Regions from separate parts of the Homo sapiens genome. Here regions 1 and 2 are each linked to region 3. The links are chromatin loops, found by intact Hi-C in ENCODE. Cell type or tissue: A673. All regions are shown on one strand. Links, peaks and the distances in the headings refer to the core of each region. The heading gives the core; the rest is flanking DNA. Region 1 has its middle 50 kb from the start of PRLHR. Region 2 overlaps CASC2 (cancer susceptibility 2). Region 3 has its middle 45 kb from the start of EMX2.

Evidence for each region. Peaks named below come from ENCODE experiments on the same cell type or tissue, not always from the same donor. Only the 100,000 strongest peaks of a DNase experiment are listed, where the experiment ranks them.
Region 1: it touches region 3 in a loop (2.9-fold over the local background); 17 of 110 quality-filtered maps call a loop at or near these places.
Region 2: it touches region 3 in a loop (4-fold over the local background); 15 of 110 quality-filtered maps call a loop at or near these places.

The regions. Positions count from the first base shown.
Region 1 is chr10:118,539,718-118,550,762 of GRCh38, reverse strand. No RefSeq gene overlaps it. Among named protein-coding and RNA genes, the nearest start is that of PRLHR, 50 kb to the left of the region's middle. In A673, for the core only: a CTCF peak has its summit at 6,497 (motif pointing right); no DNase peak of the experiment used is centred there; H3K27me3 peaks cover 498 bases.
Region 2 is chr10:118,101,834-118,112,878 of GRCh38, reverse strand. The region is part of intron 3 of CASC2 (cancer susceptibility 2); the gene reads right to left. Among named protein-coding and RNA genes, the nearest start is that of RAB11FIP2, 60 kb to the right of the region's middle. In A673, for the core only: a CTCF peak has its summit at 6,237; no DNase peak of the experiment used is centred there; H3K27me3 peaks cover 1,624 bases.
Region 3 is chr10:117,492,322-117,503,366 of GRCh38, reverse strand. It overlaps EMX2OS. Among named protein-coding and RNA genes, the nearest start is that of EMX2, 45 kb to the left of the region's middle. In A673, for the core only: a CTCF peak has its summit at 6,662 (motif pointing left); a DNase peak (open chromatin) is centred at 6,616; H3K27me3 peaks cover 299 bases.

The DNA of each region.
Region 1 (11,045 bases), core at 5,421-7,920, 1.0 Mb before region 3:
CCCTGAGAGTCACGATTCCTTCCTGTCTGCCTCTGCCCAGTTGCCTAGCCCACTGTCCAATGGTGATTTAACATATGTTCAAGTCCATCTTCCAACCTGATCACCAGAAATGGGGTACAATGTCCACAGGGAGCTCTGCTTTCCACCAATATGGATGGAAACACCAGAAGCTCTGCAGAGCCCAGCAGAGAAACAGAGGTAGCTGGTCTACCCAGGGGGATGAGCAAAGAAGGGGTGGGAGAAGCAAATTCTTGGTCTGAAGACTCCTTCTCCTTCCTGATTCCTGGCTCATTCCTCCCACTCCTCTTATTATAGCAGCAGCACCAAGCCCAGCTCCTATGTGTATGGCTACCATGTAGAAACCAAACCAGTGGCTTTTCCAGTTTGTGGAGTGATAGTCACACCAAGGTCAAAGGTCTAGCAGTGACTTTGAAGGTCATTTCAGGGGAGCCATCCATATCCGATGATAGATTGGTTGGCAATGCCTCCTTGAGGAACTTCCCTGCTTTTTTTCCTGGTCAAAAAATAATCTAAAAACTTGCATAACTGCATTTCCATTTCCCATTTGAAAGGATAAATTGAAGTGCCACATTTCTACCAAAGGATGTCTGGCCAACAAGCTGCCAGAGGGCTTCTCTGGGCTGAATCTACAACAGGAGGGGCCTGCTGCTGCATTACAGCTGTGTTGTAGGCAGTCCAGGGCCACTGGCTGCCTGTGTAGGCCCAGTCAGTGGGTGGAGAAGAGAGACCTTCAATATATGGCTTAATGGAAATTCCAAATAGACGGAAAACAGTCTTAAATCTGATAGATGAAATTTCTATCATTTCTTGCTAAAACAATATAAGATTTTGGATAGATCTTTAAAGGGCAATTTGACAATAAATATTGAACATGTTCCAGACAATTTTTTTGAGAACGGAGTTTCACTCTTGTTGCCCAGTACAATGGCGTGACCTTGGCTCACAGCAACCTTCACCTCCCAGGTTCAAGCAATTATCCTGTCTCAGCCTCCTGAGTAGCTGGGATTACAGGCATGCACAACCACGCCCGGCTAATGTTTTGTATTTTTAGTAGAGATGGGGTTTCTCCATGTTGGTCAGGCTGGTCTTGAACTCCTGGCTTTAGGTGATCCACCCCCTTCAGCCTCCCAAAGTGCTGGGATTATAGGCGTGAACCACCTTACCCGGCCCAGACAATTTTTTAAAACTTCTGTTTAACTAGAAGAGACATGGGTAGAAAAAGAAAGTAGAATAGCTTGTGCATCCCACTATCAGCCAGTAATAATAATAATAATTGCTATCATTTACTAATATTTCCCACATACCAAATGCTTGACACACATACATTATCAAACAAATCCAATAAAGAAATTGAGACCCAGGATGTGAAGGGGGCTTGCTCAAGGTCTTTCAGGTTGGAAATAGTAGGAGGGGGATTTACACCCAGGTTTCTCTGCTCCAGGGTTCAAGTACTTCACGTAATGTCACAGTGCTCTTACCATAGGCATGTGGTTATCTCCAAGACTAAATGGCAGAGATCTCATGTTTTTTATCCACTGAGTATCTCCTTTGAAGACATCAGCTTGTTCTGATAGCAGGTGTCTTAGTTTGGGCAACTATAACAAAATACCATAGACCAGGTGGCTTATATAAAACAGAAATTTATTTCTCACAGTTCTAGAGGCTGGGAAGTCCAAGATCAAGGCACTGGCAGATTTATTAATAGCATCTGGTGAGAGCCTGCTTCTGGATTCATAGATGACTTTCTCATTGTGTTCTCACATGGTAAAAGGGGAAATAAGCTCTCTGTGGTCTCTTTTATTAGGGCAATAATCCTGTTTATGAGTGCTCTACCCTCATGATCTAATCACCTCCCAAAGGCCCTACCTCCAAATACGATCACATTGGACATTGGGCTTTAATATATGAATTTTGAGGGTATACGAACATTCAGTCTATAGCAGCTGGTACCTATAAAGATAGATGTCTTCAGGATCCAGCCTTATGCAAATGATTATTTTGAAATTGGGAAACTCTGCCTACTTCTCTTTACACTTTTATTTCTGTCAGCGTCTGTCCATTTCAAAGAACTGCATGTCGTGGGCATTTTTGGCAGGAGTTCAAATGCAACTAATAAGGGCTGCATCCTTCTCCCAACTTTGGGATCTGCTGGTATCCATGGATTTGTCTAAGAATTTTTTTTTTTTTTTTTTTACTGGGGTAAGAAGGAGGACTTTCGGTAGGGGGAGCAGACCATGGGATAAATGGGGGAGGAAGAGGGTTGATAGGATTTGCCACTTAGCTGATCCCTTGGATAGAGTAGGAGCTACTGTGGCTGAAGGAATGAGAGTTGGAATGGACAGATTTGGTTCTATAAGGGACCTTGTTAGACTCTGGGCAAAGTCATAGCTGATTTGGGGCTCCGATGACAAAGGAAGGAGACAATAATACCCAGAAGGGGTCTGCCACCTTTAGACCAGAAGACTTGGAGAGCACTGAGGTCATACAGGTGGCCCCTGGGGCTCTGATGATGGGAGTGGCCACAACAGGCACCTCATGAGGCTGTAAGGACCCAGATGTGAGTAAGTGGAGCTGCTGCAGGAGGGGAAGTGGGGACAAATGCCACATGGCGACTGCCACTGCATGACTGTGAGGATCCTCTTAGGGACTCCCAGTAAAATGTGTGGGACAGTCAGCAGGGAGTGAATATCCAGTTGAAGCCGGATAGGGATTATGCTACTATCATTTTGGTGTAAAAAGGAGTGCCATTTATTCTGTAGTAATATACAGATTTTAGAGTTGAAAGGAGCTCAATTAAATATAATATTCCCACTGATCGGATGAGACTCAAAACCCAGCTAAGCTAAATGATCCATTTTCCCATCCACCCACATTGCCATCCTCAAGACTGTGAAAATTGCCACACTGTTTTTTTGTGCCTTGCTTGATTCTGGCTTGTCTGGGCCCACCTGGACGCTGGGTGCCACACCAGTGACTTCCTAACATCCTTCCAGACCCCTTTCCTGCTGAACCCAGCTGGAGTTGGGCCTCAGCCTCTTGCAGCCCAAGAAGCCTTAGATGATGCACAGAGATTCCGAAAAGCAGTGAAAGCAGGACTGGGAGGAACAGCGAAGCAGTGTGTCCTGGCACCACGATGCCAGGACAGCCTTTCAGCTTTGTTTCACTCAAGTTGATGGGAAACAGCAGGAAAACATGCTCAGACTTCCAGAGGCCTCTACTGGATACACCCCCAATCTACTTCTCCATTTATAATTACATGTATTAACAAGTTCATGGCGGTGATGCATGAAGCAGCATATTATGTAATCAGACTGTCTTTGATGGTATAGTTAACGCTAATGTGATGATTATGTGAGAACATTTAAATATATGACACTCATTATCAAAAATTGATTTAAGGACAAGACATCAGTTTTTCCCCCCTTCTAGATTCTTTCATGTTCTTTGTCTCTAAGTTCTTACGAATTCAATAGGCACATGTCTAACTCATTTTTTAATGAAAGGACATGGCTGGCACTCTGTTTGCTGTGACTGCCAGTCTTCCTTAGTTCTTCTCTGGAATCCCTGGGACAAAGAGTTTTTCTCCAGGATAGGCCCTGCTCCTGCCCATGGGAACTGGAATAAGAAATTGAAATGCAAGGGACAGCATGGAGAGGAGAAAGACTGACTGGGTGGGAGAAGGTTTGCACAAAGCAGTTAACCTCTCTGGGATTCAATTTTCTCACTTATAGAGTTGGATAAAGCTGGGCACGGTGGCTTATACCTGCAATCCCTGCATTTTGGGAGGCTGAGGTGGGAGGATCCCTTGAGCCTAGGAGCTTGAGACCGGCCTGGGCAACATAATAAGACCTTATCTCTAGAAAAAATGAACAAAATTGGCTGGGTGTCATGATGCATGCCTGTAGTCCCAGCTACTCAGGAGGCTGAGGTGGGAGGATTGCTTGAGTCCAGGAGGTGGGATCTTCAGTGAGCCAAGATCACACTCCTGCACTCCAGTCTGGGTGGCGGAGGGAGACCCTGTCTTGGAAAAAAAAAAAAAAGATAAATGAGACAATAAATCAAATGTCAGCTGACAGAGGACAGAGTGAATAAATTATAGGGGATGCAATGAAATACTGCACAACTCTTAGATCAAGACAGGTAGATATCTTTGTTTTGACAGGTGCAAAATATGTTGTTTGATAAAAAGATTTCGCATATAGTATGATTCTATTTTTAAAAAATAATTAAAATATGCACATGAACAAAAACTGCCTGGAGGAGTATGTACTGAACCACTATTGATATTTAACTCTGAGAGATGAGGCTATAGAGGACTTTTGCTTATTAGAGCAAATATTTCTGTAATATTTTGAATATCTTACAATATGCAAATATTTCTTTTGGGCACATATAAGTAAAATATAAGTAAAAATCATAAGTATATTATAATTTAAGTATATAAGTAATATAAGTAAATATAAGTAAGTCTTATATTTACTTATAAGTATATAAGAAAATATAAGTAAAATATAAGTAAAAATTAACAAAAAAATAGAGCCAAACCTGGCTGTTCTCCATGTTCCCTTAATGCTTGAAATATTAGGTTGGTGAAAAAGTAACTGCAGCTTTTGCAATTTTATAGCAAATACTTCTGCACCAACCTGTAACACTTTTCTAAGGCCACTGTCCTTTCTGCAGCTCTGTGCCATCATGGGAATTTGGGACAAACCGGGTCTTTGAGGGTGCTGAAAATATTGTTTAGAGCACAAAATCAGGGTTGGAGCAATGGGAATGAACTGCCCATGTACCGTTTGTATGTAATGTATATGGAAAACACAACAGCTCTGCAGGTGCTTGTGGGGCAGGGGGATCTGTTGAGTAGCTCACTGATACATTGTCACTGATGATCTGAAGGAGGAGTAGCATCTTCCTTCCTCTGGCCTGAGCAGGTACCCAACCTTTCCCAGGTTCCCAGGCTTCATTTGCTGTGATGTTTCATAGTAAAAAAATGCCACCTGCCAGGCACATGGGAGGTAACTGCCTGACCCATCTTGGCTTTGTTTGGGGATCTATGCCTTTGGAGAAGCCATGTGAGGTTGCAGAGGCGGCTCATGCTAGAAGGTGAGCTTGAGCTCCCCCAGGACTGGGAAGGGATGGATTGGACATGGTGGCTGCAGTCCACAAGGGCTGTACACATTTGGGCTGCTGTGGAGAGACTACTAAACCCAAGGTCTGGGGTGCAGAGGTGTGAGGGAGTCTTTGAGCCATCAGTGTGGGGAGAGGGTGCTGGGGATCACTCCTGGGTCCACTCAGGCATTTGGGGATGAAGACCAGCCCTATGGGTACATCACTTGGCAGAAGGGGCAATGATTTTCTGGAAAAACGTGTCCTGTTGGGCCTGGACTTGGAGGACTGGGGACACAAGGTGGGAGGTCAAGAGAAAGAAGTCAGGGAGGAGGCTGAGAGTGAGGTTGGGGTGAAGGGGCGCTGGGAGATGTGGTGGAGAGTAGAGATGCAGGGAAGACCCAGAAGCCAAAGGCTGAATTGGAATCAGAAGCAAATCAGGAACCAGACAGGCCAAAGAGTTGTACTGGACAGGACCAGAGTACTGACAGATGACACTGACTGTCACTATGTTCCAGGCATTGTGGTAAGCATGAAGCTTTTTGCAGACGATCTCATTTCAGTCTCTGCAAGCCTGTGAGGTAGTTGTCACTAATGCCCCCAGCTATAGACAGTGTGCAGTGCCTGGGTACCCCAAAAAGGGCTGCTGCAAGTGGAAAATGTCTTTGAAGTCTATTGTTTGGTCTTTAAAAATTGTAGGGATTTTTGCATCCTACTGGATAATACATCTGTGTTTGTTTTAATTTAAATGTCTTTAAACTTGCTGCCATTTTCCTCCTAAATCTTTGAATAAGTGTGCCACGTTTCTCCTTCTGTTCATACTTCTGGGTCACTGCTGAGCAACCTCTGGGGTACACCGGGAGGCTGATGCCTCACATTGCTGACTCATCATTTAAGGCCCTTCTCAAGTGGTTTCAATCCACATTTCCAAAGCTTTTGCCCCTACTTCCCTACCATGCCCTACGATGCTGCTGTGGAGGTCTGTTGGTTGCTCTAGGACAAAGGAAGGCACAGTCCAGCTTCCCACCTTGGCTGTTGCTGTTTCCTAGCCCTTGGAATGCCATATCCCTCTAACCCATGTCTCCCATGCTGGTTTTCCAGGCTCCTCTGGAACACACTACCTGCTTCCATCCTCATGAACCAGAAAGCACGTGCCTGTGGCAGTCACCAGTCATGTGTCTTCTTTTGGTACATGCCTGATGTTCCAGATGGTCTGTGAGGCAGGGTCCTTGTCTTGTCCTCTGCTGATCCCGAGTCCACACAGCATCTTGCATGGAGCAGGTGACCCCCTGGAGCGTGTGTGGATCCAGCCACCTCCTCTTCTAGGGCAGCTCAGCCTCCCAGAGCGCCATCCTCAACATGGCCAGAAGATGGCACCAAGGCTTCTGTCAGCGCCACCTGGCAGGTTTGTGTGTTTGGCTCTCGGTTGAAGGAGAGAAGCCTTATAGGTTTTGCCCGCCGTCTATGACAGTCTCTTTTCTTGAGTCAGGCAGAGGTGTCCCTCTGTGATTTTTACCTGTTTGGGCAGGGGGTCAATCCTGGCTAATTCAAGTTTCTAGAAGAATCCCAGGATTCCCTGTCCATCTCAGAGGGACGCCAGGGAAGAGGAGAAGGCATTGGGAGAAATCACACCTGTGTGAGCCTTGGCCTCCTCCCGCCCCCCGGGTGAGCCTCAGCTCTGTTCACCTCCCAAGAAGGAGGTGCATAAGCTACGTTTTAGCAACCGAGGTGACCCCTGTCCCCCACTTCAATCCAGACATGACCCAGTTTGGGCAGGAAAATGCCTGGTGGGCAGAGTTTGGCTTTTTACTCAAAGGAGGCTACCTGGTGAGGTTGGAAGAGAGAGGGCTTCGGAGTCAAACTGGGGGCTGAATCCTGACTCAAAAAGCAAGTGGTGACCTGAGGGGTTAGCCACTTTCTGGTGTTGAGCTTTGGGCAATCTTAATGTTCCTGTCTATAAAATGGGGTTGAGGGCATGAAATAAGAGATCATGGGAACACATCTAGCATGTGTCTTACATGATGCTGGATACCAGCCAGTCCCCTTCCCCATTCTGCACACAGAACAGGGCAGCTGCTGTTGGTGAAGACGTATGTTTTTGGTATAGCTGAGAGACATCTACATGCAGCCCTATATTTCCACTATAGATAATGCATCAACAGTGGCATCTGTGGTTAACAAATACCCGTAGAATACATGAATAAATTACAAGCAGAGATATGCAACATTTGTGATTTAATTACACACTTAAATTTAAAAATATTTTTAACGTTAGACCTGGAAGAGCTCATAGAGATTATGTATTATAAAGCATAAAACAAACATTTTCTCATAACTAAGAGTTTGTATTTGTCCAGAACATTATATAATATGAAGTGCATTCATTTACTTTTGCTCCAATGGGCCTTTATGTTGGTCTTGTGAACTAAGCAAGGCATGTGCTATTATCCTCATCTTACAGATGAGGAAACCGAGGCACCGAGCACTCGGATCAGATCCCTGCCAATGCATCATTATTGAGTCCAACAAGCATTTGCTAGTCCCCTCTTCTGTGCAGGGCACTGTACAAAGGAGGGGAAGGGGCTTGGAGAAAGTGAGACATGGCCCAGCCCTTGGGAGATCAAGGCAGAGCAGGCCCAAGAGGTCCCAAGCTCCTCCTGCCACATCAGGCTTCTGATCACAGTGGCTGGTCAGGAAGCTTTCACTTCCACATGGTAGAAGTTCAGTTCCAATGGGCTTAGCAAAATAGGAACTTCATGGGCTTTTATGTCCTTTGAAATTGAGAAATGGAATTGGCGTCAGGCATAGCTGGATATAGGAGCTCAAGGGTGATCACTGGGATTCTTTTTTCTCATTTCCATCTCTTAGCTCTACCTTTCTCTTTATGTTGTTTTCCTTTTCTCTGACAGCAAGAGGCTTCACCGGGGGGGCCAGAGAAGATGGCCATCAGGAAGCCCGACACAGGTACAGCAGTACTTGACCTTGAAGGCAATAGACAATCTTTTCCATCCGGGTAAAACTCTTTCCTTAGTGCTTATGCCTCAGTCATATGCTCACTCCTGGACTAAAGCCTATGGCCAGGGGAATGGGGCACTCTCATTAGCCAGCCAGGACATGCGTTAACCTCTGTGGCAGGGCACCATGACTGATTGGGACTGCATGGAATGGGGGAAGGAGGTTGCCTACAGGAGGGGATAATGGGATGACAACCAATAACTGCCTACCACACATATTACCCTGTTCTGCTTAGCAGGGTGGCCAGTGGCTCTTAAGGGACACCAAGGGGTCCTATCTCAGGAGAAAGGCAGTAATTGAACATTTTCCCTGGGATGATGGGGTGCTGGCCCTGTGCCTGTGTAGGGCATCCCAAGTAGGCACCTTGGCAGCATTAGGTCCTGACCCAGGGAGGGATGCCCTAGGAAATGACAAGTGGGAGGGAAGATGCTCCATGCACTGATCTGACCACACCGCTGGAAAGTGCAGCTGTATTGCCTTAGAAAAATAGAAGTCAGCTGTTTAGGAACATCAACTGATAAGGCCATTAGAGATTGTCTAAGCCAATGGTGTGAAATATATTATTTAGCGGCTGTATTAGTTAGCCATTACTGCAAAACCAAAACAAAAAACAAAAATGAAAAGACAAAAACTCCAAATCTTGGTGACTTAAACAGAAAGCATTTACTTTGTTCATGAATGTGCAGGTTGGTTGAGCTGTTCTTATCGGGGGCTGGATTTACTCATGTGTCTGCGATCAGTTGCCTATCTGCTTCTGTAGGAGGATTGGCTAGCCATCAGGGGAGTCTTTTACATGTATAGGAGTTCAGCTGGGATGACTGGAGTGGATCATGATTGTTGTGGTCTTTCATCTTCTTCCAGCAGGTTAGCCCAGGCTTCTTCATGTAGCAACTGGCTTTCATGAACACCTAGAGAACAAGCCCCAATGTGCAAGCACTTTTAAAGTCTCTGTGTCATGTTTCTTAATGTCCTATTGTCCAAGTGAGTCACATGGCCAATTCAGACGAAACTGGGTATGTGTAGGGTGGTATGGATATACACACATGGCCAATTCAGAGTCAGTGTGAAAGGGACAAAATCTGTAGCCATTTCAGAATGTACTGTGGTAGTAAAACCATTTTTCAAATGAAAGCTGTCTTGGAACTACATTTCCTAAAGCAGATATTCCCTGGATAGTGCAGGGTTGGGGTGCCCTTGGCAGCTCCTAGGCATCTGTATTAGTCAGGGTTCTCTAGAAGGACAAAACTAATAGGATAGAGGTATATAGAAAGGGGAATTTATTAAGGAGTATTGACTCACATGATCACAAGGTGAGGTCCCACAATAGGCCATCTGCAAGCTGAGGAGCAAGGAAGCCAGCCCGAGTCCCAAAGATGAAGAACTCTGATGTTTGACAGCAGAAAGCATTCAGCACGGGAGAAAGATGTAGCCAGAAGACTTAACCAGTATAGTGTTTTCACATTCTTCTGCCTGCTTTTATTCTGGCCATGCTGGCAGCTGATTAGATTGTGCCTACCCAGATTAAGGGTGGGTCTGCCTTTCCCAGTCCACTGACTCAAATGTTAATCTCCTTTGGCAACTCCCTCACAGACACACCCAGGAACAATACTTTGTATCCTTCAATCCAATCAAGTTAACACTTAGTTTATTAACCATGGCAGCATCTCTAGGGTTCTGAAGAATGGGGTTTGAAATCTACAAGTCATGTGTAACCTCCTCATTGTACAGATGAGGAGTCTGAGGCTTAACAGTTGCCCAAGGTTGCACAGCTAATCAGAGGTGGAGCTGTCTCTCTTGATCACATTTCTACTCCCACAATATATGATGTGAATAGTTAGCGTATTGCAGTTGGAGAAGACTATAATGCTGAGTAATTTTGGAGACAGTGTTTCCTATAAGTTCTGTAAGTCTTGATTTGAGGAGGTGAGATTTAAACAGACAGCCCAAGGAAGATGAGAAGCCAACCTTATATAAAGTGCGGTGAAGATCACCTCGTGTTATTCCAATAAACACCCCATCAGGTTTTTGTTTTAGTGGAGCTACAAAGTTGGTTATAAAATTTATTTGAAAGAATAAATAAGCAAGAATAGAAAAAAACAAAAATGAAAGCAAAAACCAACACCTAAAACTTGTGAAAAAAGAACAGCAGGGGGAGAAGAATAACTACCAGATACTGAAGTGTAGTATGACTTCAATAATCAAAACAGTGTAGCCTAGGTGCATGAACAGAGATACAGAGATATAGGATAGAATAGAAAATCTAGTAATAAACCAAATCATATATAGAAATTAAGAATGAAAAAAATGGCTGCATCTCAGCTCAGTGGGGGAAATGATGGATTTTTAAATAAGTTGGGATAATAAGTTATCCGTATGAAAAAGAGAACATTGGGTCCATTCCCTATACTCAACGCAAGTATAAACTCCAAATAAATCAGAGATTTAAATATAAGAAAGTGAAACCATGCAAGGGTTGGAAGAAAACCTGGGTGAATTATTCTATAATCTAGGATTAGGAAAAACTTTCCTAACTATAATATAAAATCCTAATGTAATAAGAAAAAGATGGATAAATGTCAATGTGGAACATTTTCTTTTGCAGTTTATATCACAAAGAATTAGTATTCCTTACCATGCAGCCATAAAAAGGAATGAGACCGTGCCCTTTACAGGGACATGGATGGAGCTGGAAGCTGTTCTCCTTAGTAAATTAACACAGGAACAGAAAACCAAACATGCATGTTCTCACTTATAAGTGGGAGCTGAAGGATGAAAACACATGAACACATAGGTGGTGGGTGGGGGGTGGGGGGAGAAACATACACACTGGGGCCCATCGGGGTGGGGGAGGGTGCCAAGGGAGAGCATCAGGGAGAATAGCTAATGGACACTAGGCTTTATAC
Region 2 (11,045 bases), core at 4,821-7,320, 610 kb before region 3:
CTGGCCAGCAGTCCCAACCAGAGGAGCAGGCACAGCTGCATGCAGACTGGCAGCACCAGCATTCTTTACGATTTGCCCCCAGTCAAATGAGTGAGCGCCTGTTTGGAAGGCTGATTAATCAGTAATTCAAGGAGATCAAAATCACAAAATTAAAAGACAGAGTTCAATCATATCATGTAATAGAAGGAATGTCCTAATGGCTATGGTGCCCAACACAGGATATAAAGCGAGTGTAAAAGGCAAGATGACCCCTCCTCCACAAACCTGGAGGAAGTGACTTAGTCATTTTATGCCAAAGCCCAGAAGGTTCTCTACTCCAAATCTCCAAACAATAATAGTTTACCAAGTCTTCCCTGGCTGGTGCTGCCGAGTAAGGCTGTCATGCCAGCAAACTGCTAGGATTTACTTTTTTTAAGAATTGCCAGCCAGACATGTCAAAATGCACACAGAGCCTCCTAGCAGGGACACTTCAGATTTCTAATTTGGCAATGATCTCCACTCTTTCCTGACACTGACAGCTGATGCCTGAAAACAGGACTGCTCCGCAAAGGCTGCCCGGTTCAGTGAAAGTGAAGAAGCACACCTTCACACAGTCTCTCCCACAGGGGCGGTCCTCAGTTTGAGGACAGCCAAATTGAATAATCATAAAGACAGGGTACCAACTGGTCTCCATCCCATCTGAGGGCCTTCAGCTGCAGTGTTTCTTTGAAATCCATGTGAGGATCACTGTTTGGCAGAGGCCTCTCTGCTCACACCCTCTGGAAGCTGCGTCCTTTGGCCAGGACTCGGTGAAGCAATTTAGGCAACTGCTTTGTTCCCAAGCAGCTTTCAAAGGATGGGAGTTGGATCCTGAACCTTTTTTGCCATATATTTATGTCTGGCTAGTGAAGATTCTTTCATGACTCTATTGGAACAGACATGATCGCAACAATTCTGAACTTGACTTGATGAATCATGCAGAATATTCAACTTGAGTTTTCTTATATGCTCCCCTGAACAATACTACATCCCTCATAGACTCAAAGACCTCAAAATTTCCCAGTGATGTTACAGGAAGCACTTTTTAAAAATATGTTTTGCTCACAACTATATTCTACTGAGATGCACCACAGGTGTCTTTGCTCTGATGACTTCGTACCTATTTTGAATGAGAAACTAGATAAAGAAAGCCTATGAGGAATTACTAGATAATTCTACGTCCAGAAAAACATATTTGTTTTCTCTACCTTTAAGACGTTATTTTCTCCAATTTTTTTTTCTTTAGCAGGGTTGTATTATCCTTTATAATTTCCAGGGAATGTAGAGAACTCCAAGGACATTCCAAAAATTATTATTATTATTATTATTATTTTTGAGATGGAGTCCTGCTCTATTGCCCAGGTTGGAGTGCAGTGGCACGATCTCGGCTCACTGCAAGCTCGCCTCCTGGGTTCACACCATTCTCCTGCCTCAACCTCCTGAATAGCTGGGACTACAGGCGCCCGCCACCACACCAGGCTAATTTTTATTTTTTGTATTTTTAGTAGAGGGGGTTTCACTGTGTTAGCCAGGATGGTCTCGATCTCCTGACCTTGTGATCCACCCGCCTTTGCCTCTCAAAGTGTTGGGATTACAGGCGTGAGCCACCACGCCTGGCTAAAAATTGTTATTATTACTACATCCAGATGAGGAAACTGAGGACCTTTTTGTTAAAGGAAGCACAGCCTGCCATTAGCAGAGCTGGGGTGAGATCATGTGAAAATCCATCAGTTTATTATTAAAACCCAGTATAATGTGAGTCTGTCCTCATTGTGATGAGACCAGAGCCCAGCATCCTATCAACCTGACCCAAAAGTGAGAATTTGGTTGGTGGGTAAGAATTTTAGGGCAATTATTTCATAGAAAAACCATAGCCATACACTTCTACAGAAATAGCAAACTCTTCTGCCGGAACATCTCCCTATACTAGATGCTTTGATCTGGCATTTCTCATCTTTATCACTTCCTTAACTCAGTTGCTTTCAATTTCTTTTTGAGATAAGTGACTTTGGTAGTTGGACAATGGTAGATGGTAAGAAAATCAGGAATTAACTAAATAAGTCCAGAAACTGCAGTCCTCAAAATCTATACACACATATACATATTAATTAAAAACCAACTCAGTATTTAAAAAAATCTGTGTAGTTTCTTAGTAATTGAAACATAACACAAATGAATACACAGCACTCAGCACAGTGTCTTGCACATATTAGTGCTCAGGAAGTAGTTTTAATGAATCTCATTTTAAAGTATAGGATCTTTGCAAGTCTACATGGTGTGTGCATTTGGGGTATTTGGTAACAGCAACGAAAGAGCACATCTTTCTCTGAACAGAACTGTAGTCGCTCATGCTGATGTTCCTTTGCTTCTATTAGGTTGGTACAAAAGTAATTACAGTTTTTGCCATTACTTTTGCACCAACCTAATAATTTCATACCATGTCTTTTGCTCATCCCTAGCTAACAAGATCTGCTAGATGCTGTTTGTAAATTTTCATGAAATGAATATAATATTTAAGAAAACTGAGCAATAACATTTTAATGTAAATATTATACATATACTATGTAATAATAATATAAAACAGAAAGTCATGTTGCAAAAGAGAAAAGCAATGGAACTTATGTTGACTTTAGAGCTGGGTTAAAAGCCACCCTTAGAACCACAATCTGATGATCCTACATTTCCGAATCACTTTGGGGTTCACAGATGTTTCATGATCGTTGGCCTTTAAGGGCGCTTAGTTGTTTCAGCAATGGGAGCCCTGCTGACCCACAGCAGATCCCCTGGGTAGGAGGGGTAAGATTTTTCTGGTCAGAGGAGTTTTGTTCAAAATGGAAAATCCCCTGAGATACACTGATAGGAAATTTTAATATTTTTTAACGATTAGCTTATACAAGTGCTTAAAGTGAAAGCAGGTAGTCCTCAATGCTCCAATATATTGACTGAATTTCTTAATGGAAAAAAAGGAAGAAAAAAATTCCTAATTGTCTCCTGCTAACTGACAAAGCAGTAGCATATGCTGAATGATCAATTTCTTTGCAGTATTGTTGCTGAGGTAGAATTGCCTCTGTCTTTAAAACAGAATACGCATCAGCGAAATCATAAACAGGTCACTCATAGCAAGTCAAAGAGGATTGACTCTAGGGGAGTCTTTTTAAATGACCTTATTTCAAATACTCAGCTTTTATTGACATCTTAGTGTTCTCTCAGCAGACAGAGTAGCTCCTTGAATTGAAAGCCTGCAACTGTTTTTGTGACGGAACTATTGATTTTTTCCTTCTGATATAACTTCACATGTCAGACTGAGTTTCACACCCCATATCCATCAATACCAAATAATTTTTAGAGACCCCCTATAGGAGTCATCTGTAGGCCACATATGTATATAAATATATGTCACAGGTTTTTTTATTCCTAAGACTACACAATAACAAGGAGCATGTCATAATAAAGTTAATGTATTTATTTGATACAAAGTTTGCCTCTTTTATACCAGGTGACGTTCCTTCCATGCTGAAAATACCAGGAACTGCCAATCCCATGGGAAGAATGGACATGGGGACGTGAATTTCTCATTTGATTTTTTTTAATTGCATGTTCAGAGAATTTATTATTCCATTTTTTAATTAAAGAAGAGCCTTGCTATCAAAATGCTCTCCCACACATCCTTTTGCGTTAGGTAGCACGAACACAGTTTGAGATGGAAACAGGCTGCCCAATGTACTTATTAAGGAACTTTCCTGGCGAACCACTGAAAAATATCCTCAAGTGTGACCATCACATCTGCATCAAGTTATGAAAAAAGTAAGGCTTGTTAACCTGCTGTTTGGAAACCAGAACACTTTTATCAGTTCATATAATTGCTAACCCCTTATTCACTGCTCAACGCTGGAGAGTTCTTTACCTCCTAAGATCCCACTAATTGCTGACAGATTTGATTTCTCCCTGACAGCAGGAGTCCTGTTTCTGGCCTTTACATCAAGTAATTGCTTTATTTTTCTCCCTCTGCTCTAAAAAACGGAATTCCCTTCTCCCCTGCTTGAACCCCTTTAATGGCTTCTTTCTCTGTTATTAAATCCTTGCCATTTAAATCACATTTAGCGATGTTTTGAATAACTGATTCCAATTACTAAGGCTCTTACCAAGAAGCAGCTGAAAACGCAAGTCATTACTTGCCCACAGACAAGCGGCTACATCTTGCAGCCAAGTCTCTGGTGAACTGTATTGTATTTCTCCTCAGTACGGGGCAATTTATACTCACAGAAGGCTGATGTCCAGCAAATATACAGCCGCCGGAGCTGTCTGACACTATCATTTGTGCATAATGGATATTAGATTTTATAGTTATTTTATAAATAGCCTCGTTCCTTAAAGAAACCATTCCCTTCTTCCCGTAGCGGCCGAGAGAGGCCACGTGGAACAACAGCAGAGATGAGTAGTGACCGCCCCATGACCCACCGTTAGGGTGCTCTTCAAAGTCTAATAAAAGCCACGGCTGGGCCCAAACAAACAGAGCGATGGAGCTGCCGCCTCTGCCAGGGACAGCACTCCGCATTGTCAGAATTTGCTTTGACAGTCCAGTTTGTTTTCCCTTGACGTTGTGGAGTTTGGAAAAAAAAAAAAAAATCCCTGCCATCTTGTCTTCCCTCTCTTCCCATGATGTTGAATGTTGCAGTCCTTTTTTTATTTTTTATTTACTTGGCAAAGGGATGTATCTGATAAATTTCATGACGCAACCATATTTCTCCTATCATTTCAGGATTTAAGGCATTGCGTGGATCCTATTTCTCAATCCTATTGGCTGTAAGATGACCAAAAACTGTACATTTTGGTAAATTTCATCTGACACAGTGGTTTGGCCTCACTAAAATGATGCATTTTCTGCCCCATTTGCATTGATGAAATATGATTTTCTTGGGCATATTTAATGCAGAAGAGCCTCTGTTACCCAGGGTATGTTAGTAGGTATGGCATAATTTATACCTCTTCAGAATTTTTATTTTAAACATTGAATAACCAATTAATTGTATAAACACATGTATAATGTGTTGGGTTTCAGTGGTACATCAGGTAATCATGACACAGCCTGGCTATCATGGTTACCAGGCAGATCTAACTTAATGAACTGGCAAATGTGAAGGCAGAGCTCACCCTCCTAATTTGATTAACCAACCGTATGTCTCAGCTATGACTGGGGCTAAGGAAGGTTATCACTAATTTCCAACTTGAGGTTATCAGCAAAATTGAAATGTTTCTCAATTCTATGTATGACACACAAATGTGAAAAGAGTTTTGTGTGTGGGGCCGTATTCAGGAAGTTTAATGCATGACACCACTATCAAAATAAATTGTTCATGTGACAATTATCTCATATATTGTGCTACATTGTTCTCTACTTTTGTGGGGGTTCAACTGGGGTATAAGTAAATTCTGTACAAAATAGAGTGATGACTTTTCTTCCTAAATCCATGGAGATTTTGGTTTTCATCTTTTCATTAAAGTAGGCAGTTTAAGAAAGACTTTTGAAACTTATTATTCTATTATTTGATCATCTTCAAAACAGTGACAAAAACCACAAATGTCTAGAAGGATGTACATGAGGTGTCAGAATGACTCACGCTGCTTGCCATGTGCCCATGGAGATTCAGGAGAGGCACAGGCACAAAGAAAGAGAGAGAAGCAGCAAATTCACCTGGGATTTTGCATTTTCCATTTCTAAACATTGCCTCTTCAATTATTTATGTTTGATATTTGTGAAAAGTGCTACCTTGGATGGCCCAGAAACCTGAGTCTTATGTTTGTCTGTGGAGAAGGATGCCAGAGCAGTGGCACTGCCCATTCTGGAGTCTGGATTATTAATGTGTTTCTAACCTAAAGGCCAGTACCTCATTCCTTCACTACCAGGGTGGTGCTTTTTCATCCACAGAGACAAGAAACTTGTTATGATTCTGAGACTGAGTACATATAGCAGAGATGGCCCAGCCTTTCTCAGCATCTATTATAAATAGGTAGCCCTCCATTTCTACCCAACACCGTGCCTATCTTACCCCTCCTAGGCTCTTTGTTGAGAAGTCCATTTGCCAAGGGACTAACAAAACCTCAGAGCTTCTCTTAGGAAGGGTCCCAAAGGAGCACCCCAGGGCAAACAGTGTACTGGAAGGGTCGCCAAGACCAAGCAGCTTTCGGGCTTTAAATGCAAACTCATTTTATCAGACAGCTAGGGGGCAGGGGAGAGTCTTATTAGAGCTGTTTCAGTAGCGAGGAAAACAAGATAAATCAGCCAGGCCTTTACAGTGACAAAACTGTAATGTAGATGAATGGTCACTACAGTGCTTCAGGGCTCAGAATTTGGAGCCAGAAGGCATATATTTGAAATCTGCTATTTATCAGCTATGTAAACTTGGGCAGGTTACTTAATATCTCTCCCTCTATGTCCTAATCTCTAATAGGGATAACTATAATAGCATCTACTTCATAAGATGGAGGATTACATGAATTAAGCTTGGAGAACACTTAGAACATGCTCCTGACATGCTATAAAATCACCAAAAGTACAGCTTTCATGAGTCCACAACAGCACTGCCTCTCCCTGACCATTTCCCCTCCCTGAGTGATATTCCCTTCTCCTTATCTGCTAGTACCACTCAGAGTCCTCCTGTGTTTGCTTTCTTTTTCCTTTCCCATCAAAACTCATGCTCCAAAGCTTTATTTAGTTTAAGGGAGAAAATGTTAGTATCTTGGGTCATTCTTACCAAAGATATTTGTGCATTAATAGGGATATAAAACTAGGACAAATGAAATATAAATGGTGGCCTCTTAGATGGCAGCCAAGAGGTTTGTGGATATAGAGAGATAGAATGGGGTCTTCCCAGAGTTCTGAATTTATGCTATTCAGGGGGCTGCCTCCTCCATGTGTTGAAGGTTACCCTGACTGTAGTACACTCCTTGTGAACAGAGAAAGATGTTTATCTACTACTTTATTTTACAGAACAACCCCAACAGTCCACAGTGCTATTTGATCTGCCTGTCCTGCACTTAGAAAACCCTTTGAGAATGAGATTAAATGGGTGAACTGCTTTCTGGGCATGGAATCAGACTATCTCTCCATTGGTTGAAAAGATGTGACAGCATTCAGATCCCACTCAATGGAACTCTTGACAAGGGTAAAGGACAATTTGCAAAACGCTTTCACTTGCATTTCATTACTACAATTTTACAAATGTTTCAGCTTTCCATGTGACAAAGTTTCATTTTGATCCTGAATATCTCCACAGAGTAGTATAAACAAGGATGGAGGAACTTGTACCTCTTTTCAAAAGACAAGAGGATTTTGATGTAAGTGACATTTTGATGTGTTTAGTCTAGGAGAGGTGCTATGGCCATGAAAGAGCCAGTAACCCACTGTTGTTCCTGAGGACAAGTGAGCCATCCTTCAGATCTTGGGGAAAGTGACCTGGACTAAGATTCAGGAGCCTTGGCTTCACAGTGATGAACTGGGTGGCCTTTGCAAGTCCTTTCCTTCTGCTCTGAGTCTCCTTAGTCATAAAGAGTTGAACTAAGTGATCTTCACAAGTCCCTTCCATCTTCAACATTTAATGTTTTGAAATTAGTCAGTCTTCCGTTTCCGGGGATCTAGTTTTGGGTTGCTTAGCCTATTTATTTATGTCTAGGTATTCAGCTAGACAGAGAAACACACTATTATTTAACACATAATATACAGATATTAAAGATACAAAGTATAATATTATTAAAGAGTATGTTAAATACTCCAAATAATTCTATCAGGCTGTGTGTGTGTATACAGTGTACATATTCAGCCACAGTTATTCACTCTAAACTAGCTCTACTAAGACCATCCTTGTTTCTCTAGAGCTAGCCTTAGTAAAATACTTAAAGAGTATACGAGGGGAATTCCGAGCTTATCAGAGCAAAGTGCCTCAGAGGTACAATGTTTCCCTAAACATTTGTAGCAGTTTACAAGGAGACAAAACTGATGAGACTACTACATCTTTACCTTGGAGTTCTCCAAGGAGGCAATTCTTTGTAGCCTTCGTCTTTCAAACAAGCTTTAGATCTTATCAGGAAGATACTTCTTTTTCTTCAACAGTAATATTTTTTTGACTTGAATTTAAAGATAAACCAGATGTATAATATAGCATTCATTATTATTATAATATTGCCTATTATATTTAATATAAATAATAACAATATAGCATTAGTATGGACCAAAATAGTTGGGCTCTTGAGTGTTTGAAAGTTCTTTATAATCTGGTAAAACTATCATGAAATTCACTTAGAGCATTTTATTTAACAGACCACATCTGTGCCCTTAATGAATAGTAATTAAAACTCACAGCAGCATTCCCATTCGGTGATGAAGAGTTATTATACACACTCTCTAAAACAGGTAGGCTTTAGACCATGTAGTCTGCCCTTCTATGTGGATGTCAAACGCAGGAGGAAATGAAGACTTAATTTGAATTTTTCCATTTTTAGAGGACTAGGTACTTTTTTCCAAGTAAGTGTTAAGTCTGAGGATCAAAATTCTGATTTGATCATTTTCAGTATAGCATGGAGTGGTGGATAAGTACCAGTGGTAGATTCTAGTCCTGGTTCTTTAACTAAATGGTTGTACGATTGGCCTCTGGTAGGACATCTGCCCTCTTAACCTCGGTTCCTCATCTGCAGGACAGGATGGATTAAATCCTGACCAAGATCATGTTTGGCTCTAATAAGCAGTGAATTTCTCCCACCTCAATACTCCTGGCCTCAGCCCCAGGGGCCAGTGGCATTTGCTTGTAGGTTCTGAGCCTCTCATCCTCGCGTATCTTGCCTGGCCTGTGGCTCCTGACTCTTCAACGGACAATGGATCTTCAACTGCCTCTGTCATCAGTGTGTTCTGGGCCCAATCTGCTGTCAATCAGCAGCTCTGACCTACAACTTGCAATGAATTTCTTGGCTATGGTGAGACTTCATGGGTCTGAACACTTTTCATCTTCCTGGTCCTTTCTTTAGTTCCCTTGGTCCCTGGTCCTGCCCCTGCAGGATGTTGCTATTCCCCAAGATGACCATGATTCTCTCTGCAAGGTGCATCTTGTTCAGCTTCCTCCAGACATTGACTTTGAAACAAGGACTCTAATGCAAGTAGTTTATTTGGGAGGTGAAGGAAACAGGAAAAGGGAAGTAGAAAAAACAGACAGGGAGGTAATTTAACCAAAACATGGAGCATTATCAAGCAGGCTACCATGACCATGGTGAATACCTGGACCTTAATGCCAAAGGGAACTCTGGAAGCCAATGGAGAGCATGTGCTCAGCATTACGGCCCTGACGGGTGAGGGAGCTGGGGTATTTATGCACCAACTCACATCATCATCCAGTGAAAGAGAGGGTTTTTAATTCTCAGGCACTTCCTACCCACCCATGCTTAGACAGAGTGGATTCTGCCCACCAGAGAAGACCCTCAGGTAGAGAGGTGCCAGGGTTGGTGACAAAGAGCATGAAGGCCAGCGGTGAGATAGAAGGGATATGTGCAGGCTCCCCCAGCACACCTGGGGTCAGATAGAGCACCTGGGAGGCCATCACTTTAAGGATTCTAACCATCATGTAAAAGAACTCAGTGATGAAAGCCATCTGTCAGACTCTTCTGCACCAGCCCATGTACCAGCTTGGCCACCCTTCCTTTCCTCCCAGTGTCTCTCATTCCTTTAGCTATCTTTCCTTCTTGTGACCTTGCTCTTCCAGCTCCCAAATTATCACCTCTTTTCTCAGCGGATGACCAGCCTTTGTCCCAGAGCTGAGTTTTCTGCTCCAAATATCTGGTATTTCACTGCCATTTCTGTTTTGGTTCTCTCTGAACTGTCCTATGAAAAATCCAGTGACGAGTCAGGAATGGGAACATTCCAATATTTCTCTGACTTTTCCTAGTTTGGCCTCAGATAGGAGTAAGGTCAAAGGGGTCTGATCATGTAATACCTCTTATTTATAGGGCACTTTACAGTTTATAAAGGAATCTCATGGAACCTTATTAAAAGGGCATGGAGGTTAGAATCAAAGGCATTGCACTTGCATCTTGGTTCTTTCAGGTACTAACTCTGCCCAGTGATGTTAGACAAGTCATTTCTCCATGTTGAGTTGCTTTCCTTGTCTATAAAATTGTAATAATCATGGTGATACCTGTTGTTCTCACTTCCCAGAGGTTGTTGCCAGGTACAGCATGGCCACGGGCCCCGGAGAACCATCCAGAACTCACTCTATACCTCAGTTTTCTGATTTTTCGCAATTTTAGTGTTCACAGCAGCCTTGGGAGAAGGTAAGTGAGATTGTTTTCATTGTTTTAAGGAAGCAGAGAAGCTCTTCTGAGTCAACTGCCAGAATCTGTAGTTCTCAAATGCATGCAAAGAATTATTGTAGCTTCACATCAAATCATATTTAAAAGACATTTGTAATGTTACATTCTTGAAGAGAAAAGCAAATGCATGACATTCTTTGAATAAGTACAGTCACAAATCTGAGATCTTGGAACAACTGAGAGAGTATGATACTTGAGTCGTTTAGAAAAAGTTTTACTCTCCCTCTTAAAATTAGCCACATAGTTAACAGTATCAGTCATTTGAGATTCTAAAAAGTATTAATAGGGCTGGCTGAGAAAGCAAGAACTATGTACTTATCTGTTATTGCCCTTTTTAAAAAAAAAATCTCTCCAGTGATTTTTAATTTCCTAGATAGGGGGCAGTCAGCCTTTTGAAGAAACTCATTTATTTCAGCATCACTCTGAGTTCCTAATGTAAACGTCTTTGGGGGCTGATTTGGAGGAAGCAGGACAAGATATACGAGACATTTCCACTATTGCCTGGAGGCAATTTGCATCTCTTAAAGATGAAGAGGCAGAGGTTAAACATAAGCTGAAACTCATCATGACTTATATACCATGAGATTTTTTTTATATATCATTTCACACAAATCCATTTTTAAAAGTTGAATATGTGATTTTTAAAGTCAAATATCTGCAAAGGAAATTGGACTGAC
Region 3 (11,045 bases), core at 5,298-7,797:
TGTTTCATTTAGCCTCGGGCCAGCACTTCCTGTTCAGTCTGCATCTGCCCTCCTGTGTCCAATTTCTGTTTCGGGGTTTTGTGTTTTGTTTTCTATTTTTTTTCCCTTCATCTGACCTTGCTATATGTTTAAGAAGAATTTCTAACTTAGCACTGCAGCTAGGATTTCTAGCACATATGCTTATTACATTGGCGACAGCCAGAGAGAGACAGGAGAAAGCCCAGATTGTCTCCAGCAGCTAACAGTGTGGAGGGCAGGGACAGAAGGGAGGGCTGGCTGGGGACCCGGGAACCAGGCTCAAAAGAAATTCTTGGGGCTTGGAGGTGGGGACTTGTGTGACCTCTCTAGAACTTAGACACAGGAAAGACGGGCCCAGCTCATCTGTGCCCAGGCCTGGGGTCATCTCCATGGCTTATTTGGCAAGGGGTCACCCAAACATCCCATGAGGAAGCCCACGTGTGTGGGTGGCCACCAACATGCAAGGGCCCTGCTTCTTTGGAAGCCAAGCAAGTTGCAGAGACCCAGATTCACTTTTTCCCACGGAGTCACCAGCGTGCCATCAAAATCCCTTTTAATTTGCACTGGGAGATCCATAGAATGGGAAAAGGAAATGCTGTCAGTAGGAAAATAAAGGACTTCAGCTTTAAACAATCTGCCCAGACCCCTTCTGCATACCTGGCTGTGTGTGTCTGTGTGTGACCAAAGAGAAGGGAGACTGCAGCCCACTCCTGCACCCCCCGCCATCCACCCCACCCATTCTAACTCCATCTGATCCAGGCTCAGGGTCCCCAGCTCGGCTGGCATACAGATGTTGAGTTATTAGCCGAGACCCCACCACAAGCGCCAGGTTAGAGACCTCAAGATTTGTGAAAGCTGCCTTCAGGCATTGCTGGATATTTCTTGCCAAATAGGGCAAAAACCAATCTCTGCACAGATAACAACTTTCAGGAAGGTGTAAGTGTCCCACGAATGTGCCAAGCAGAGCTTGGGAGTCGGGGAGGGAACCATGAGTACTCAAATCAGGACACGTGGAGTCTGCGTCTGTGCCTTCTGTTGAATCTGGGGGTGTCAGGTTGGCAGAGACTCTGGAGATCCACTGCCCCACTTCTTTAGTTTTCCGAACAGGTGAAGAAACTGAGCATCAGAGAGAGGAAGTGACCATTCATCAGCTGTAGCTAGGTCTAGCTTGATTTTATCCAGAGAGAAGCACAGAAAGGTCAATCTGTGTCAGTTCTAGGATCTTGAGGTGTTTTTAGCATCTCGACATGAAGTGTCTCCTTCAGTCCTAGGCCCTGTCCACCCTTCTAAGTGGCTCACATGAAAATAACTCAAGACCTTACTCCCAGATGGAAAGAGTGGGGCAAGTCAGGGGGACCTCAGCAGCAGCCATCAGTGCTGAGGCACATGTCAAGCCCATGGCTCCTGGCCGCTGGAGGACTGCTGAACCCACCAGCTCCCAAGAGCAGAGTCAGTGCTGACCGGACACCACCTGAGGTTCTGGGTGGACAGTGGAGGGCCCATGTCCTCCAGAGGGCAGGCAGACAGAAGGGAGAGAGGCCATTGCCAGGGATGGGGGTGCAGAGCCGGGAAAGCCCAAACCCGAGGGCACTCGCCATTCCCAAACCTTGATTTGAGCCTGAAGTGGCCACGAGGCCTGACTCAGGTTGGCAGAGGCATCACAGGGCCGTTCCCTAAACTCCAGAACCACAGCCGGGCCTGCGCCTCTCCACCTGCTGGGAGCCTGCTCCAGACCCTGGGCTCCTCCCAGCCTGCCCGCCCAGGCCCCTGGCCCTGCCCCCATCCTCAACCCCTGGCCGCCCCCTCCACTCTTCCTTCCTTTTCTCACTCACTCTTTTTCTTCTTAAAGTTAATTGCAACTTTTTTTCTCAGCGCCTTGATCTGGATAAGCCACATCTCATTAGAAAAAGATTTAGCTGGAGCCAAAGCAGGCTAGAGAAGGAATCCCTAATCAACAGAGAAAAGATTTGGGTGTAATTGCTCTCTCCCGCCATTCTCACTCCCTCCCTCCTCCAATCTTTTTCTGCTCATTAATCTGAAAAGAAAGTTGCATTCTAATGTCTTGGTGTTCAAGTATCTGCCGCTGCATCAAACCAATTGAAGCACTTTGGGGCTTTTGAAGGGGGGTCTGTAAGGAGAGCTTTGGCTGTCGGGGTGCATGGGGGTAAAATATTTTGGTTGTTGGGGACTGTGTATGATGCACTTTGGTTGAAGGAGTAAAGCTGTTTGGGTGTGCATGTGGGTGTGTGTGCGAAGTGTTTTGGGTGTTGGAGTATGTGTGTGGACCCTTTGGTTGGGGTGTGTATGTGTGTAAAGCTCTGTGCGTGTGTATATTAAGTGCTTTGCTTATTGGGCAGATGTGTGAAGCCCTTCTGATTTCTGGGTTGCATGTGTAAAGTACTTTGGTCATTGGGTGCATGTGTGTAAAGGTTGTTGTGGTGTGTGGAGTGCTTGGTTGTTGGGGTGGGCGTTGTGCGTTTGTAGGTGTAAAGGGCTTTTGGGATTGGATGTGGATAGGTGAAGTGGCTCATTTGTTAGTATGTGGGTATGAAGTGGTTTGGTTGTTGAGGGTTGCATGTGTAGTCCTTAGGTTGTGTGTGTGTGTGCATGCGTGCACGTGTGAGAGAGAAATGCTGTGGTGCTGTGTTTGCTGGGTGCTTTCCTCTCGCCCAAGTTAAACCCTGACAGATGCTTAAGTGGTGATACATGGAAAACGAATTTCGGAGCAAACCAACTTCCCAGGCAGGGACCCTGGATCCTCTAACACCCAGCAATGAAATGGTACAGCATTTTCAGGCTCTCTCTTCAGAACTGGGAAATTTTTTACAATGACCATTTATCATTGGTGGGGGTAGGGAAGGATATTTGAATTAGTTTTTTTTTTTACTGAAAAAATTAATTCACGTTCAAAATGAAAAAAAAAAAGCAGGAATACATACTCCTGGTAAAATGGGAATATTACAAGGGGCTAGAGAATGAAAAGTCAAGCTCTCTCGCACCGCTGTCCCCGGCTCCCCTTCCCAGTCACCCATTACCAGTAACTTTTGTGCCATCCCAAACACAGGTCACACATCCATGCTCCACGTTGGCCTATATTGTACACTATTCTGCACTTTGCTTTTTTCACTTCAGAGTACATCTCGGAGATTGTTCTCTATCAGCATAGATTTTATTCATATTGTATTTTTTAACTATAACATTGATTGGGGAAAAAAAGATGCCTCTATTCTGGACAAGCCAAAGTACTGGGAACCAGGTCTCTCCCTGTAAAATATAATAATGATACCCTGGTCTGATGCTGAGTCTCCTGTTTATTGCCTCATTTATTCCTCAGAAAACCCGGAGAAGGAGTTACCACCCCACTCATAGAGGAGGACACCAATGCAGAGAGAGGTTGGGTCACTCACCAAAGCCACACAGGATGTGGCAGAGCTGGAATGTGAACAAAGGCAGGCTGAATGCAGAGCTCTTGCCATCAACCTCTGCCTTCCAGAAAAAATAAAAAGGATGGAACTGCCTGGGAGCTGGGAGTGACGGGAGAGTTAGAGGGGCCTCTGCCACCCCCAGACCCACTGGAGAGCCCAGAGCCCTGTGTCTGAGCTACCCCACCTGCATTTGTCACTCTCCATGAGCCCCAGTGACCACTGCTGTCAGGAGAACCCAAGCAGACGCTGGCTCCCATCTCCCAGCCCAGGCCCCTGAGGGTGAAGCATGGTTTGAGCCTTTTCATGTTTCTCTGAGCACTGCCCATGCACAATTGCCCCCCTTACACCTGCTTATTATCAAATATAAGTCGCGGTCGCGGAGGTGGGGCACTCCTGTAATGAGGGTGTTTCCACTGAGGCCACAGAGTTGAGCTGGGTGCGGCAAGGTGAGGCTCTAAGCTGGCAAGCAAAGACAACATTCCACAGTGACCAGAGCCCTGAGCCCCAGGTTGCCACAATACCAAGCCCATCCTGAGGGAGGATGCGATCTCTCCACCTCCCCCATCGCCCCATATCCTCTGCATTCCTCTCTCTCACCGTATCTCAGTCTGCTGTGCAGTTGTTAAGAACACTTCCACCACATCAAGGACAAAATGGACGTGAATATTTGCAGAGAATGGGAAAGACCTGTCTGTGGTGTTGGAGGAAACCTATCCGGGAAGGGAAGGTTTTCAAAGGCAGCCCAGAGGCCTGCTGATGACAGGGGAGTACTGGGGACTTATTAGGCCAAGAAGAAGGCCATCTCTGTTCCGTTAGGGTCCCAAATGATGACCCTCTACAGACAAGGTGTAGATACAAAGATCCTCCTAAAGCACAGAGCTACGTGCTCAAAATGCTACGGAGGCCGAAAACAGTCCTGTCCCACAGGGCAGCCCCTTGCCACGTGGCCAATCCAAATTGAGATGTGCTGTAAGTGCAAAACACACACCCCATCTTGAAAACTTCATGTGAAAATGAAACAAAGTATCCCATGAACAACTGGATATTGACTAGATGTTGAAATGATGGTATTTGGAAGCTATTGCATTCAATGAAACAATTTATGAAAATTAATCATGGCGTGTGCTTTGGTTCGCCCTTTACCTTTTTTTTTTTTTTTTTTTTTTGATGTGGCTATTAGAAAATTTAAAATTACGTATGTGGCTACCATTACATTTGCATGGGACAGCACTGGCTTAGAATCTAGCCTTTCATGAATATATACCACTACCTCCATTTTACCAATGAACAAACCAGCTTGACCAAAGTCACCAGCTAATAACCACAGAAACCAGAATTCACATTATGAGAGGCCAGTGATTCCAGCTGAACAGTCTGCTAGTTGATAAAACTCCTAAAATAAGAGAGGTGGTGTTATTTTCACAAGCTCTTATGCAAAAGTGTTCAGTGCCAGCAAGGACTGAAGCAAATGAGGAATCTGAGGAAAGCAAACTAAAAGCCTGTGACTGGCCGGGCATGGTGGCTCACACCTGTAATCCCAGCGCTTTGGGAGGTCGAGGTGAGAAGATCACTTGAGCTCAGGAGTTCGAGACCAGCCTGGGCAACAGAGCAAGACAACACGGTGATGCACATGCCTATAGTTCCAGCTACTGGGGGTGGGGAGTGCTGAGGAGGGAGGATTGCTTGAGTCCAGGGGTTCGAGGCTGCAGTGAGCTATGGTCGTATCACTGCACTCCAGCCTGGGCAACAGAGAGAGACCCTGTCTCTAAATAAACAAAGAAATAAATAATAAAAGCCTGTGCTTGACCTCCTGACATTGGTTGGGAATGTTAAAGGCGCACTGGGTTGCTCTTTCTGAACAGGGACTGGGCAGGCTTCTGTGTAAACTTGGCCAGTCCCTTCCCCTCTCTGGGCCTCAGCTCCCCCATCTGTCAACACGGAGCGGTGGACTAGATGTTCTCTGAGGTCTATCAGGTCACCAGGGCACAACTCACAGATTCCTCCCCTCCAGGGGTGAGGGTGAGCTTCGGAGCACCGAACTGGGTCCTTGGGCTAGTGACAACCTCTCTTGTGTCATCTGTGAGTTGGGGATGAGAAGAGGGTGAACTTCAGAACTCTGCACTGAGAATGAATGAGATAGTGCAGGTAAACGTATCCAGCACATGCCTGGTACACAGGAAGCACTCAATAAATGCTAGCTCTTGTAGTCACTGTGGTAGTTACTAGGTTGATCAGCTGGCATGGATTGTTCTGGGCCTGTAGACTCAGATTCTCAAGCAATTTCTGCCTCAGAGCCTCCTGCTAAACGGACACACTTAAACGCTGAATTTGATGGAAGGCAGGTTCACCTTGCACTTGGCTTTTAAAGGGCTCCTTACCACTGCAACTCAATTCCATGACTGGATGGATAACAGAAGCACCCGGGAGGAGGGCAGCTTGGCAGGAGCCCACAGGAAGATTCAAGGTTTCATAACAAAGCATCTTCTGGTGTGTCAAGAGTAAGACTAGGCCGGGCGTGGTGGCTCACGCCTGTAATCCCAACACTTTGGGAGGCCAAGGCGGGTGGATCACCTGAGGTCAGCAGTTCAAGACCAGCCTGGCCAACATGGTGAAACCCCCTCTCTACTAAAAATACAAAAAATTAGCTGAGTGTGGTGGCAGGCGCCTATAATCCCAGCTACTCAGGAGGCTGAGGCAGGAGAATCGCTTGAACCCGGGAGGCAGAGGTTGCAGTGAGCCAACATCAGACCACTGCACTCCAGCCTGGGCAGCAAGAGCAAAACTCAAAAAAGTCTCAAAAAAAAAAAAAGTAAGACTAGAAACGTCCACGACCCCAGCGGTGTGTTAGGGGCTCACCTTTTTCCCTGAGTAGTTGTCCAATGTCACTTTTCCATCTGCAGGAGTGACGCCAATCCGTGGCCACAGGCTTTCTTCTGCCCCTTTTCCCCACCGTGGGAGGACTCTGACCTTTCTTCTCAACAGCTGTTTACATTTTTTTACCCCTGAATTGTGGGTAAACAGTCTCCCGTATTAGATAAAGGCTTTATCAGCTCACCGGCTCATCCCCTCCACACAACCTCCAGTGCAAGTCTGCGTCAGGAGTAAGCCAAACGCGATGAGTCTCCAAGCTCCTTATCTTGCACTTAATTGGAAGAACCTTGAGTTCAAAGTGTAGGCGCCCAGCTGTCTCTGGCGTGCGTCGGCTGCCACCTGCTGGAAAATCCTGGTATGGCGTGGTCTCCTCGGCCGACAGGCTCGCTCGCTGGGGGAAGAGGTTCATTCACTCAGCCAAGAGATATTTCTGGAGCAGGAAATATGTGTCAGCCAGAGTCCTAGGCACTTGGAATGATTTAGTGAACAAAACAGAGACCCGTATACCTGATTTTCTGGAGCTTATCATTTTTCAGAGGGTGACAGGCAATAGACAATATCACAAATACATGATACCATATGTTAGGAAGTGACCAATATGTGGGAAGTTTTTTTTTTTTAGTAGAACATGTAAGGGGGGGTTGAAGTGCTCGATGGGGAAAGGTGAGTTGTAAAGAGTTTTCAGGGTCAGCCTCATTGAGAAGGCTGAAGCTTTTTGAACAAAAGCTTGAAGGAAATGAGGGAAATTTCCATGGAGGAAGAGTGAGGCTGGCTGGGAGTGCAAAGGCCCTGGGGTAGGAATGCGCTCATGTCATTCAGAGAATACCAAGGAGGCCTGCGGTGCTGGGGGGAGAGGGCCACGAGGAAAGGTCATGGTACTGATCAGAAAGAGGGGAGGCCAGAAGGTGCAGGGTCTCATGGGCCACGTTTAAGGGCCATGACTATATTAGTCACCTTTGTCTGCCATAACAAAATACCAGGTATTGCTGTAACATTTAGTTCCTCCATAAGAGAAAACCTGGTGGGTGTGGTGGCTCACACCTGTAATCCCCTTTGGGAAGCCAAGGCAGTGGATCACTTGAGCTCAGGAGTTCGAGACCAGCCTGGCCAACATGGCAAAACCCCATCTCTATCAACAAAAAAAAAAAAGAAGAAGAAGAAGAAAGAAACATGACAAAATAATATAACTTCCGTTGGCTTTTTTTAGACATATAATTTCATTTACTAGATACATGAACCAATCCTAAAATATGTGTGTTGCCCCTGTATTACAGATAGGTAAACTGAGGTTCAGAGAGTTATTGTATCGCATGGGAAACTGGTAATTGAAACTAAGTCTGTCTAAGTGTGAAGTCTTAGCTCATTTTGTTAAGTCACCCCTACCTCCCTAGGTATGTGTATTCATCTCTGGATTTGATTTGCTAATATTGTGTTGAGGATTTTTGCATCTAAGTTCATGAGAGACACTGGTCTGTGATTTTCTTTTCTTGTGCAATCTTTATCTGGCTTTGGAATCAAGGTTAAACTAGCTTCATAAAATGAATTGGGAAGTATTCCCTTCTCTTCTAGTTTCTGAATAACATGGTGTAAAATTCGTGTTTTTTTTTTAAGAATTCTCCAGAAAAACCATCTCTGAAGCTTTTTAAATTACAAAGTCCATTTCTTTCATAGTTTTTGAGCTATTCAGATTGTCTGTTTCATCTGGGTTGGGTTTTGATAGGTTGCAGTATTTACAGAATTGGTCCGTTTCTTTTAAGTTGTTGAATTTATGAGCGTAAAGTTGTTCAAAGCATCTGCTCATCATATTTTTAGCAACTGCAGGATTTGTAGTGATATCCTCTGTCTCAACTCTGAGATTGTGGTAATATGTCTTCTCTCTTTTTATTTTTGTCAGTCTTGCTAGAGATGTATAAATTTTATTGGTTTTTTTTGAAGAACAATCTTTTTGTTTTATTGATTTTTCTCTATTATCTTCCTATTTTCAATCTATTTCTGCTCTTATTTTTATTTCCTTTCTTCTGCTTGCTTTGGGCATAATTTTCTTCTTATTTTTCTAGTTTTATGAAGTGAGAACTTTGATTATTGATTTCAGATGTTTCCTCTTCTAATGTTAGCATTTAGTATTATAAATTTTCCTCTCAGCACTGCTTTAGCTGCACCTTAGAGTTCTATGTGTTTTTAATTCCCTTTGAGACTCCTTCTTTGACCCATGAATTATTTAGAAGTATGCTGTTTAACTTCCAAGTGTTTGAAGATTTTCCCGTGGTCTTTCTGCCCTCTGAATTTTAGTAACTGTCTCTGATATTATTTCATCTCCATGAGAACAGGACTTTATTTATTCTATCGCTACATCACTGATGACGGGAACAGAACAATAGTATGCTCTCAATAAATAAGGATGAACGCATGATTGAAATAGTTTAAAAATCAAGACCCGGAAAACTGAAGCTTAAAAAGGAAGAGAAGGACATCAGAAAGTTGATGGTGATTATCAGTGGGTGGGAAAATATGGTTACCTTTTATTTTCTTCTTTTTATTTCATACTTTCCAAATTCTCTGCAATGAGCATGTCCTAGTTTTACCATCAGGAAAATGAATTATAATAGTGGAAGTTGCCATTGCTGATCATTTTCACCCTCTCCCTGGCAGGTCATATCAGAATGTGAGTTGCTAAAAAAACTGAAGATGACAGGACTTCAAAAGGGCCCTTAAGAAGGTCCCAGAGCTGAATTGACCCAGACCCCTCAGAAGACAGGGAAGGACCCTGCTAGCCACCCAACTTTTATAGGCTTGTAAGATTACTGCGACAATAACTTTCTCATTGAGACCATGCACATTTTCAGTCACAGGGTCATTTTCATGTTTCTCTTCTAGGCACACAAAAGTGCTTAGAGATCTCATGAATTAGTGTTTATCCCAGGATATCTGGTTTGGCATTGTAAATAAAACAACCACCTGCCTAAGTCCAGCCATCAAAATTACTTTGACAATTTACTCTGAGGAAGCAGTATTAGCATTTGCTTTCAGGGTTCATGATGTGCAAAAGATTACTTAAAAATAGGAGGGAACAGAGAAGAGATATCGTAGTTTTTTGATCTTGTTTTTTAAAAAAATATTGCCATCTCTTACATCTTTTGTCACAGTCTCTTCATGATTTTTCAAGGCAATTTCTTTGGGAAGCCAAGTGGCTGAGGCAATTTGATGATAACTCAGCCAACCTGCATCACTACCTAAACAGTTTTTAGGTATGGACAATTTCTGAAGATGAGTGAACATGCTTTTCTGCTTTTGAAAATAATCCTGAAAACTTGGTTTCAATTTTTTTCAACAAAGTGATTGCCCAGATCTGAAAATGTTTTTTTCACCCTTTTCTACTTTTGAGGTGAGGTGATTTCCTGTAAGGTCCAGGGATTTGGGAGGGGCTCAGGATAGGGCAATTTTATAACCTGATGCCTGGGGGTAGTACACAGTGCCATGCATGGGGATGTCCCACAAAAGGCAGGGAAGCAGGTGTGGCAGCGGCTATGTCCTCTTTGGAGCTGAGCCACAGAGGGCATCAGGATCAATGAGCAGATCTTTATCAATCTGTCTGAGTCTTAAAGAATAGCCAAGGACATGAGAATCTGGAAAACCATAACATAATTGAATTGGGGGAGAATTCGACTCTCCCCCAATGAAGAATCCACATCCCAGGCACAATTCATGTCAAACAACATAGGCTATGCTAAAACCAGCAAGACATGGGGTCTTGTAGTATAAACTAGTCTGTGTCTTACAAATCATTTGATTTCTATAATTCCTGGGTACTTGATTTGCTCATGTTTTTTCTGTTGCTGAGTTGACTGATTTGAACTACTATGTCAAAAGGCATAGATTTGTTTATTCGTTTAATTTTTATTGACACCCACTGTTCCATTTAATTCAAAATTATTCATTCCTCCATGGCTCCCTGGTAGAGACCAACCTCAGCCACTTTGGGAGACTGTTCACCAAATGTTTCTAGTTCTCTGCTTTCTGAGTGTGTGAGGCTTTTCCTTCCCTGACTGTGAAAGTTAGGCATGGCCACAAGCCCACTTTGGCCCATCAAATGTGTACAGAAGGGACACATTGGGCCAGTGAGTAATTCACTTCATACTCTCTCTTCTGTTGTACTGGGGATGTGTGTGTTGAGACGAAGCCATCATGGGTCCCAAACTATGACACCACTCCATGCTGACCCTTAATGGACAGGTAATGTGAACAAAAGAAAACATTTATTGTACAACGCTGCTGAGATCGGGTGCTTGTTACTTGCAACGTCACATGGCCTCTCCTCACTGATGAGCAAGCACACACACATGCACTTGTCCACATGTTTTGCATACACATTGTGCTGCTTGGGAAGGAGGCACTCTCTCTTTGCCACAACTCTCCCAGCTGATAATTCTCTTTTGTCCTGCCGTCGTGGGATTCCTGTGGCTAATTCACTGGATTTATTCATTTCTTGGTTGGTTTTCCATGTAGAAAGCCAAAGGAGACTTGGAACATATGTACCCCAGGGTGGTGGGTAAATCCAAGAGAGACACAATCTCTGTCTCTAAGGGCTTGCAAGCTGGCTTGGCAGAAGACAGATCCAGGCAATATATAATAGTGACAACCACAAATGGGTGCTCCAGAGCAAAATGACAAGATGTTTGCACGGCAGCAGTTTTAAGAAGGAATGCATCAGGCGGGGTGCAGAGGGAATGTAAG